Regions from separate parts of the Homo sapiens genome. Here regions 1 and 2 are each linked to region 3. Evidence: chromatin contacts called from ENCODE Hi-C or POLR2A ChIA-PET data. All regions are on one chromosome and are shown on one strand. The core of a region is the stretch at or near the end of the contact, and the rest is flanking DNA. Distances in the headings are between cores, read along the strand shown.

Evidence for each region. Hi-C counts contacts between places; a loop is a spot of excess contacts on that map. ChIA-PET counts read pairs that join two places held with the same protein, here RNA polymerase II (POLR2A). Pooled maps may share reads with other maps.
Region 1: a loop to region 3 is called in a pooled map, with 11 times the contacts of the local background. The contact joins two enhancer-like sites. A Hi-C loop is called at or near these places in 3 of 37 single-sample maps with no recorded cell type and 7 of 50 pooled maps. POLR2A ChIA-PET finds 5 or more read pairs at or near these places in 3 of 52 experiments (activated CD4-positive, alpha-beta T cell, activated CD4-positive, alpha-beta memory T cell and activated T-cell).
Region 2: a pooled map shows a loop between it and region 3 (8-fold over the local background). The contact joins two enhancer-like sites. A Hi-C loop is called at or near these places in 3 of 37 single-sample maps with no recorded cell type and 9 of 50 pooled maps. POLR2A ChIA-PET finds 5 or more read pairs at or near these places in 1 of 52 experiments (activated CD4-positive, alpha-beta memory T cell).

The regions. Positions count from the first base shown.
Region 1 is chr7:55,132,513-55,135,903 of GRCh38, reverse strand. All of the region lies in intron 1 of EGFR (epidermal growth factor receptor), which reads right to left. Among named protein-coding and RNA genes, the nearest start is that of EGFR-AS1, 55 kb to the left of the region's middle. RefSeq lists enhancers at 2,125-3,124, 2,065-3,264. Within about 2 kb of position 1,875, at least 24 of the 41 ENCODE cell types and tissues checked have a DNase peak (open chromatin) inside an H3K27ac peak, as active enhancers do.
Region 2 is chr7:55,556,011-55,559,385 of GRCh38, reverse strand. The region is part of intron 1 of VOPP1 (VOPP1 WW domain binding protein); the gene reads left to right. Among named protein-coding and RNA genes, the nearest start is that of VOPP1, 15 kb to the left of the region's middle. Within about 2 kb of position 1,390, at least 3 of the 41 ENCODE cell types and tissues checked have a DNase peak (open chromatin) inside an H3K27ac peak, as active enhancers do.
Region 3 is chr7:55,307,195-55,310,566 of GRCh38, reverse strand. No RefSeq gene overlaps it. Among named protein-coding and RNA genes, the nearest start is that of ELDR, 53 kb to the right of the region's middle. Within about 2 kb of position 1,451, at least 4 of the 41 ENCODE cell types and tissues checked have a DNase peak (open chromatin) inside an H3K27ac peak, as active enhancers do.

The DNA.
Region 1 (3,391 bases), core at 626-3,125, 180 kb after region 3:
TGTAAAAAATTTACAAAAATCAGTGTTAAAGAAGGCTAAAGAAGGCTATCTTAAAAAATACATTCCTTAAAAATTGAGAAATAATCATGTACATCTATGAAGACACTCAATTTACCACATAAAAAAATTTTATAAATTGTGACTATAGAACTAGACTAGTCTATGAAATTGATTTAAACCACACAATAGTTTGTAATAATGGAAACTAGAAAACCTATAGTTGTGAGTCATAATGAAATAAGTGGTTAAACCAAAGTAAATACACTTATTTAAATTTTCATTGTGGGTTTAATCAAAACTTTTGTGGGATGGAAAAAGTCATAATTTTGAAGACAACTTTTATTCACAAAGCAAATTTTATGTTTTTTCCTCAGTTGTTCCTTATTTTACCCTATTTTATTCCACAACTAATAAATAGTTCTTAACTGATAGGCATCCAAAGATACCTGTCAAACTGAATGTGAATCTATATTGGAACTTGAAAATACACATGTGATACTCAAAAAGTCCTTTTGAATTTCTGACAATCTTCCATGTACATTATAATATGCCTTCTGGACTAAACATGCCAAGCTGCGGCATGCCCAGCACAGCTGCAAACTCATGTATCTCTAATTAAGTTAACAAGCAGAAGACTTGAAAATAACATCTCTTTATTTTGAGTTAGGGAACAGAATACCCAAACTGGTGGACTTCCAACCCCATGATTCTCCTTCTAGCCATTAAAAGAATCCAAAGCCAAGCTTGTGATTTGTAAAATATACACTAAGTAGAGTGAGAATACCTCTTGGGAGTTCCCACCCTCTTGGGAGTTCACTGATGCTTCTGATCACAGGAAGGCCAGTTCACAAGGGACTGTGGAATATGCTTCCAGTGACATCATCAAACTTCTACAGTGTGAAGATTGTGATGGTACCATTATGGGATGATCTCTAGCCAGTTATCTCAACATGCTGGGTCTCAGTGCTCAGTGTACTCTGATTGACATGGGGCCAGCTCGGCGAATTTCACAGGGCAGTTGTGAGCAGTACTGAGATCATGGACATGAAAGGGCCTCAGAAATCATAGATCTCTCTAAATATGGAGCATGACACTGAGGCTTCACATGGCAGCAACTATTGCAATCTATTTCTGCCTATGTGCCTTCAATGATAACTGTTTTACCTTCATTGGTTTTTAAACTAATAATCTTAAATCACTTTCCATTTTTTATGGGCAACTGAATGGCTAGTAAATCAGAAATGAATTTGACCTGTTATTGGACTATAAGAAACAAAATTGGGCTAAAAAAGATTTCAGAAAGCAATACCCGTTGATCTGTTATGTATTCAATACAATAGTTTCATTTTGAGTCCCTACTGTGTGCCGGGCAGCACCCTTTGCCCTGGCAGGCAGTTTCTCATAACGTTTCCATTTTAAACACAAGGACACACAGGAAACAAGGCTTTTGGACGGAGGAAGGCAGATGATTTACCTGGAACTGAACCTGGATATGGCTGGGGTGGGCCTCACTGTGTCCTGAATCCTGGAACTGGACCTGCATGTGGCTGGGGTGGGCCTCGCTGAGTCCTGAGTCCTGGAACTGGACCTGTGTGTGGCTGGGGTGGGCCTCACTGAATCCTGAGTCCTGGAACTGGACCTGGATGTGGCTCGGGTGGGCCTCACTGTGTCCTGAATCCTGGAACTGGACCTGCATGTGGCTGGGGTGGGCCTCGCTGAGTTCTGAGTCCTGGAACTGTATCTGTGTGTGGCTGGGGTGGGCCTTGCTGAGTCCTGACTCCTGAGCAGGGGACATTGGAGAAAGGACAGGATGCTGGCTTCGATTCAAAATCCCTCTGTGTGAGAGGATAGATAGCAGTGAGCGTGCTGGGCCTGGCTTTCCTTCCTAGACAGAGGGTGAGTAAACGCCTCCTCTCGGGCCAGCATTCTACTTGTCTAATCTCTGCGCTGAGACTTTTGCTTACTCATGTTCAGGGGCTCTCTCTTTACACACAGGCATACTTTTGAACTGAATAATACCACTTCCCCTCCAAAAGTCTGTGGGCCAGGCCGGTGCTTGCACTCTGTGCCTCCACTGTGTCCAGGGCATCTGCCTTGCTGCTTCAGGGCCGTGTGGCTCCTCCAGTGGCGCCTCAGACCTGCCAGAGAAGGGCAGTGCAGAGCCAGGGCGGCAGGAGCCCCAGCAGAGCTGGCCTCTCCCTTCCTGGCTCGCTGGGGAGCCGACAGCACCACAGAACCCGGGGTGGGACAGAATGGGGCAGTGTGGACGTGGGGATGACGGAGATTGCATGATTATCACCAAAGGTGAGCTCAGAGACATCTGGTAGAAGGTAGGGGGAGATACAGAATTCCTAAATGGGGTTGGCATCAAAGATCACTGCTGGAAAATCGGCTTCAAAACCCGGCCAGCTGACTTCAGGAAGCCAGCTCTTTGTTCAAAGTCAAGACTGCCCTGTGCTACCTCCCTTCCCCTCTGACTTCACGTCCCTCTTTGTTACTGGAGAGCTGGTGAGCACCAGGCAGTAGAAAGGTGCCAAGGGCTGCTGGGGGCTGCAGACTGCACAGCCCAGCCCAGCCTCCACCACCCCAGCAGGCTCACTGGGCAGCTCACTCTTTCTTCCTCAGCTTTGCATGAGACAGCTCAGTGCTGCCTGCCAGGGTGCAACTCTTCTCTTCCTAGACAGGCCCTCACAACCGAAGGCACCCTAGCAAGGTGATGTGCAGGTAAAGACAGGCAGGGCTGCCGGGAGTTCACCTCGCTGGGCGCTGTCTCACCCAGTCCACACACCTTTTCTCCTCTATCTTCTATTCAGTTCAGGCCCGTGACTCACTCCTTGATGACAAAGGCTGAGTAATATTTCCCATATGAAGCTGTTTATTTGCTGGTTGAGCTGTCGCCCTAGAAGTCATGTGAATACCAAGCATGGCTGAGAAGCTCCGTGGCCAGATGGAGTCAGCCACAGAGGTTGCATGATGACCCTTTGGCCAGGCTCACTCCACCCTGCTCTGAGATGCACACCAGGCACCAAAGTTGCTTGTTCTTTTGTTCATTAATTCAACTACAACATATCTAGTAAAGTAGCGCGAAGGTAGCTGCTAAGGATGAATCAGAAGTACTCACTGCCCTGAAGGAATATGTGAGTCCTTTGGGGAGGCAACTTTACACATGAAACAGTCACAGGACATCTCAGAGCCATGCAGTGTAGAGGTGTGCTAAAGGAACACACGTCAGAAAGAGAAGTCAGTCAGCTCGAGAACTGGGACGAAAGCACCAATATTCCTCATTACCAAGCAAATGAAAACATAATACTTCACATTCAGATTAGAAGACTACCTTGCCTACAAGTGCCAAGTGTTGGGCTTGGTGACTTCACCATACGTAAAATACATA
Region 2 (3,375 bases), core at 141-2,640, 250 kb before region 3:
AGGGGCTTGCTAATGGGCAGTGCTCACCTTCCTCCATAAGATGGGAAGGGTAGGCATCCTAATTAGGAGTCTCTGGTCCCTTTCTGAGTGTCAGCATGACCTAGTGATGTATTCAGAGAAGCTGCCAAGAGTGGAAGTGGATTTATTTAGTGATGATTGTCACCACTAGAATCAGTACCTTTTTAAACTCCACCCTGTTTATCTGAATTCAGTTGTGTGTATGGTTCTTGTTTTGATGGATGGCTCAGGCTCCCATTGAAGCCATCAGAGGCTCCCTCTGATGATGAGGGAGCAGACTAAAAAACCGTTACTATCCACTGGATACTTAGTGACTTATATATAGCTCAAGTTGTTTGCAAAGCTTTGGGCACAAATAAAATTAATATAATTAGGTCTTCAGAAGGAAATGCAGGATGGTATTAAACTTTTCAGTGAGGCTATCTTGTCGCTAACCTTGAACACTGACCTTTCCTTTGCTTTCTTCTTTGGTTTTTAGCAACTCTGCGTTATTATTGCTGAAGAGGGCTCAGAACACTAAAATAGCTCTTTGTCAGTCAGCTTTACTAATGATAATGATGCCAGGGTTTGGTGTTCACCCTGTAGCCATGCTGTGTTTGAGGCTGTATGTAGTCTGAAGTTTTTACTCTGTCTTTTGGGTCTTTGTCTGCAAGGAGCCTGGGGTTGGACATGGATGGATGGGTGGGTGGATCTGGGAAGTGAAGAGACTTTACAGCACCTGACACAGCACAGTAGCCTCTGGACAGGGATGCCTGGGCTCTCTGGAGGCTGAGCAGAGATGATTGGAATTGGCATTAGCAGGGTGTCTCTGGGGTGGCAGGGTCCTCTCCCCGATTAAAGCATCATCTGTCACCCCTGCAGGTGTGCACACCTGAACAGGTTAGCAGGTGAGAAACACATTATTTGTATGAGTTTTCATTTAGTTGTCTGATGGAAGTTTAAGGAACATATTAAAAATATGAAGGATATTCTTTTTCTTAAAATTCATTCTTTTGTATTTAATTTTTTTTGACATACAACAAGCTGAACATAATTAATGTATACAGCTTGATGAGTTTGGAGATAAGCATGCACCTATGAAACCACCTCCACAATTTATGCCATAAGCCTCTAAAAGTTTCCTCCTGCTGTCTGGTTATTATTATTATTATTATTGTGTGTCATAAGGTCTACCCCTTAGCAGATTTCTAAGTACACAGTAGAGTAGTGTTAACTGCAGGACCTCTGTGGCACAGCAGCCCTCTAGGACTCACTGATTTGCATAACTGAAACTTTGTACTTTTTGACAAATACCTAATTTCCCCTCCTCCCAACCCCACGCAACGCCATTCCACCCTCTGTTGAAGGGTTTTCTTGTCTGTCTGTACTTGCAATGCCCCACAGAGTACTTACTAAACCGCATATTGATTAGAACGTCTTTGGCCCTCAGTGATAGGAAACCCAATTCAAGTAGTGCAGACTTGGAGGAAGTTCATTATCTGGCATGGTTAGGAGTCCTCCTGTTGGAGGCCCCGGGCCTGAGTTGTTCAGAGGCTCTACACACCCTCTCATTTGCTCCACCTTCCATTCTGCCATTCTCTGCGGACGGTCCTGCCCTTGTGGTTGTGTGTAGGTTGCAGCAGCTCCTTACAAAATGCAAATCAGTCAGCATCCAGCATGTCTTTCTTATGTATGTGTTTTGTTCTGTTGTGGCTGGGCAGAGTTACTTGGCCCCTTCCTTTTCCCATCCCCACAATATTCCAGTATTTTCTAATGGGGCACTCATTTTGGGTGGGGTTGGTGTTAGATGGGTCCTGAAGAATCGGAATTTTCAGATTGGAAGTCAAGCCAACGATTGAAATATAAACAGACATAAGAGCCTTCTTGCTAGCATATGGGGTTTTTTTAAGTCCTTTTTTTTTTTTTGAAACATCTTATGTTTGAGTATTTTTTTAAAACTTTCCAACCTTATTTTATTTCTCCAGATGATGGTGGCAATGTGATAACCAGCACTTAGCAGGTGCTTGTTGTGTGGCAGCATTGTTTTAAGTAAGCACATGGTGTTTCATCTGTGCAGCCTTCCCACCCCTGCCCCAGGCTCCGTGCTGCCCTCCTGTCCATTTTGCAGATGAGTGGACTGTGGCTCAGGAGACTGGGGCTTTCTCAAGATTTTCTGCAGTCGGACCTAGCATTCAAACCTCAGCAGATTGACTTGCCAACCTAAAATAATGAAAGGGGTCAGAATATGATTTAAAGAGCATTTAAATAAGTACAAAGTGTGAGGTAGGCCACCCAGAAACACCAACTCCGAAGAAATGGAGTCAGTTTTCCGAAGTAGGAAGTGAAGGCTTCATTTATGTGGGCTGAGACAGTGGAGTTTTTAGCAGGATTACAACATTATTCATACAAGGTTGGTGTGTATGTTATAGCAATTTGATTGGCTCTAGGTGATGTTTCTTTTTGGGGAGGGGATATTTAACATTTTCTTAACAGAGGGTGTAATAGTCCTGGGTTTTCTTTCACCTGGTCTAAGCGAAGCAGGGCAATGAAGGGGGAGTTAATCTACAACAAGGGTCATTAATTCAGAGGGCGGGAGGCTTTTGACCCTGACATGGTTTCCCTTTAGTCAATGTACAGAGCAAGAAAAAGAAGAAAATGAGTTATCTATAATCTGAGAAACATAAATTGTAACCATATGTGACTCAGATCACAGTCACATTTCTCTCAAAGCTTGAAGTGTTTTGGGGGGGGGTTCCAACAGCTTTTAGGTTTATTTGTTTTCACAGACTTCAGAGTATGTTCTTAAAGCCCCAATGTGTGAAGTTTATATAATCATAGCATTTTTCTCTTTGAGGTTCCATCATGGCCTGTCGTGGAGGGAGTTCCTGTTGCTGGTTCACGTTATGCATTTTGGTTATTAAGAGACTGAGAAACTCCATCATGTTATCCTAAGTAATGTGTCTTTATTATAAATAGAATGTGGAAATTTGGAAGATGAGAATTTTGGCTCATGGAATCCAGAAGTGGATGAACAGGTTTGCGAACTGGAGGATGGCTTAGAAAGGAACTGGCAAGGCTCACTGTGGCCTTGAGACCTGGTGGAATGAGTCAGGGTCATTGTCCTGCTGGGCTGAACCCCTGTCTCTCCCACCTCCTCCTGCCTTGCTAGGTAGCCTGCACTCACCCAGTCCTTTGTGGCAGGCTGGGCTCAGAAGGTCTCAGAGGAAGCTCAGCAGGTGGCTGGGAGAGAGCAGAGGCTGCCCTTAGGGACACTAGGTGAGTGCAGCAGCTTTCTGTTTCATACATTGAGTGCTTGGGGCCCCTCATAGGTAAGCAGCAGAGGGGCTTCCAGCACATACCCATGTTCTCATTATCATA
Region 3 (3,372 bases), core at 202-2,701:
GAACGTGGCTCACTAGCCTTGCATGGTGTGTCCCCTGCCAAGGTCACTGTCCAGCCTGTGGCTCTCTTCTCTAGCTGCCTGTGCTTCAGGAGTGCTGGTAACTGCCTCCTTCGGTTCCCTGGCTCCCACCCTCCATAGGTCCTTGGCGCTTCCTCTTCCTTTTGCCTGGCAGGCTCTCACTTTCCCTTACCTCCCTTCACTCTGCTCCTGCAGCTCCTGCAGATTTTAGTGCAGAGACCTTCTCACCAGGGAGGCCTTTCTGCATTTCCCAGACTGACTGGGAACGCCTAGTTGCAGCACTATAATTGTGATTAACCAGTAGTGTAATTGGTTGTTGGAAGTCTGAATCTTATGTGAAAACATCAGCTCTGCAGTGGCAGGGGCTGTATCCCCAGAGCCTATTGTGGGGCTTCCACCTAGAAGGGCCTCAAAGGACTATGAGCAAATGAATGAAACATGTGGTACCTAACGAATACCACTTCTGGTACACAGTAGGCACTCAGTAAATCCTTGAGGAATGGCTGACTATGTAAATGTCCTTGCGTCTACATTTTATTCAGCTTGAATGAATGAGATTTTCAGAATCTGTGTCCAGTTCCTGTCCTAGCAAACCAGGTCGAAGGCATCATGCTCTTCTGAGAGGTGTTTCTTCACTTTCCTTCAGTTTCAAATTTATTTGTAATGACAAGTAAAGGTGCTAAAACCACTACTACCAGAGTGCAGCTGGGGATTTTCTATGGCTCTGACTTCAGACAGCAAATTTAGATACTCCCTGACTCCTGAGAAATAACGGTTCCCATCCACACTTCATTTTCCATTCCTTTGACACTGACTTTTATTGGACAATCTTAATTCTTCAGCATTCCTGATGGCGTGTTTAACAGGCTTCCTGGTTTCTTGAGCTCACAAAGCAGAGCAGCCAAGTCACAGATGGAGTGACTTCTGAGCCCCGACTTAGTGTGGGCACCAAAGGCATGGGAGGAGGAGCACGGGACTCTAACCGAGCTGGAGGAACCGTGTCTGGAAGGTTGAGGCCCAAATGTGCAGGGGCCAAAAATGTAGAGGTCAAGGCAGAAAACCAGAGTGAATATCATGTTCGTGGTAGGAAATGTCCAGTTGTGTCAGTGTGAATCACACAGAAGGTGTGGAGGCAGTCAGCTCCAGACAAGTGGGCTAAAGTCTCTGAGCATGTGTCCTCACCTGTAAAACGGGGCTAATGAGCGCCCACTGCATGTGCTTGTGAGGATGAAATGAGCTGGCGGCTCAGGCCTGGTGTGGTAATGAAATGAGCTGGTGGTTGAGGCCTAGTGTAGTAATGAAATGAGCTGGTTATTGAGGCCTAGTGTGGTAACGAGCGCCCACCGCATGGGCTTGTGAGGAGGAAATGAGCTGGTGGCTCAGGCCTGGTGTGGTAACGAAATGAGCTGGTTGTTGAGGCCTAGTGTGGTAACGAGTGCCCACCGCATGGGCTTGTGAGGAGGAAATGAGCTGGTGGTTCAGGCCTGTTGCAGTAACCAGCACCCACAGCATAGGCTTGTTGTGAAGATGAAATGAGTTAGTGTTTCAGGCCTGGTACACAGTAGGTGCTATTTAGGCATTAGCCATTACTGTCAACTCACGTTTAGCTTGCATTTGGGGGAGTTTCAGCTTCAGATTAGGAAGGTTATAACTCCCAGGAGGAAACAGCCCAGGATAAATGATGAAACCTACAATCAGGGATCACAAACTACATGCAAAAAGAGGCCAGGAAGCCAATATGACCAAGCCAGAGAGCCAGGTGGAAACTTACACAGGAGAGATGCATGCCTCCCTCAGGGGCAGCAGCTGCTGAGCCCAGGAGACCCAACACTCTAGGGAATGTGGGCCCAGCAGGGTCACAACTTCCAAATTTTCAAGAGCAGCTGGGAATCCTGATTTTATATGAGGTCCTCAATGTTCAATGTTGGCAATAAATTCAAAGTTGTCTTGTTACTTTGGAAAGATATAAAAGTAAAAGTTGCTTTGTTACTTTGGCAGGGTTGCCAGACCATGATAGGCATGGTCTGGATACGGCCAAGGCTTGCTAGCCTGTGACCGCCACTGAGAGATTATCTGGTTGCTCTAGAGGTCTGACCCAAAGGAATTTCAGACACTGAGCAGCTGAACATACTAATGACCAGACGGCTTTCAACACCAGAGGTATTTGGAGTATGTGAGTTGCTCAAAGATGAGCAAGTGTTTCCCTTGATAAGAGAGGAGATAGATTTTATATAATATAGTTGGGAGATTTGTAAAATAGTTTAGCAATGAATTGCCTGTCTGTGCTTAGAAAAGCAAGAAGTGGCTAGAATTTGGCATTGGATTTGATGAAAAACTATGCAAACCAGCTTTTTGTTTCTTTCTTTGTTTTTTTGTTTTCGGACACAGGGTCTTGCTCTGTCACCCAGGCTGGAGTGCAGTGGTGCAATCATGAATCACTGAAGCCTCAGTCTCCCATGCTCAAGTGATTCTCCTGCCTCAGCCTCCCAACTACCTGGGACTGCCTGTATGCACCTCCACAGTCAGCTAATTTTTGTATTTTTTATAGAGACGGGGTTTTGCCATGTTGCCCACACTGGTCTCGAACTCCTGGGCTCAAGTCTCTGCCTGCCTCAATCTTCCACAGTGCTGGAATTACAGGAGTGAGCCACTGTACCTGGCTCCAAAGTAGCTTATTTCCTTTTGAACCCAGTTTTAAGATCAAAAGATTGGTAGAATGAGCAACACTGACACTGAAATTCTGCAAGGCATTTGATCTTTTTACTTCGTTTTGTCCACATTGCCCCTTTGGATGAGAGGGAAATGCAGGTTAGACAATGATGCAATGGGCATGAGTGTTGAGCAATAAAGTCTAAGTGCATGTCTTTCTCAAAAGGTAGTCTAAGGCCCAGGGAACATCAGGGAAAACAGTACAGGGAAATTGCTCTCAAGAAAATAAGAGTTTAAAGAAAAAATGAAGAAAAGTACATAGAAGGGAAATTCAAACAGAAGAGGATGGGTGTGTGGTGGCCTTTCAATAGTGTGTGTGAAGGCCTCTTCCACACTTTCACTGGAGACTTCAACGATAGTATATCTCAGGCCCAGTCTCATTTCCCAGCTTCTGCCTTCTCCACTCCTTGCAGCTACCTCCTGCTGAATTCCACGCTGCCCTGTCCTCCCAGCCTCTGGACCAATCCCCTCCAGGCAAGCTCATCAGCAACTGCTTGCTCCTGGACTCCAATCAGAAAGTGCTGAGCCTGTAATCCCAAGGCCTTGCCCAGAGGGAGCTCTCCCTGGTTCCAGTTTGCTAGGACTGGTTTCCACTGTGCCTCCCATCTTGTTCTCGCTAGCTCCTCTTCCAGAGACTAAGCCCTT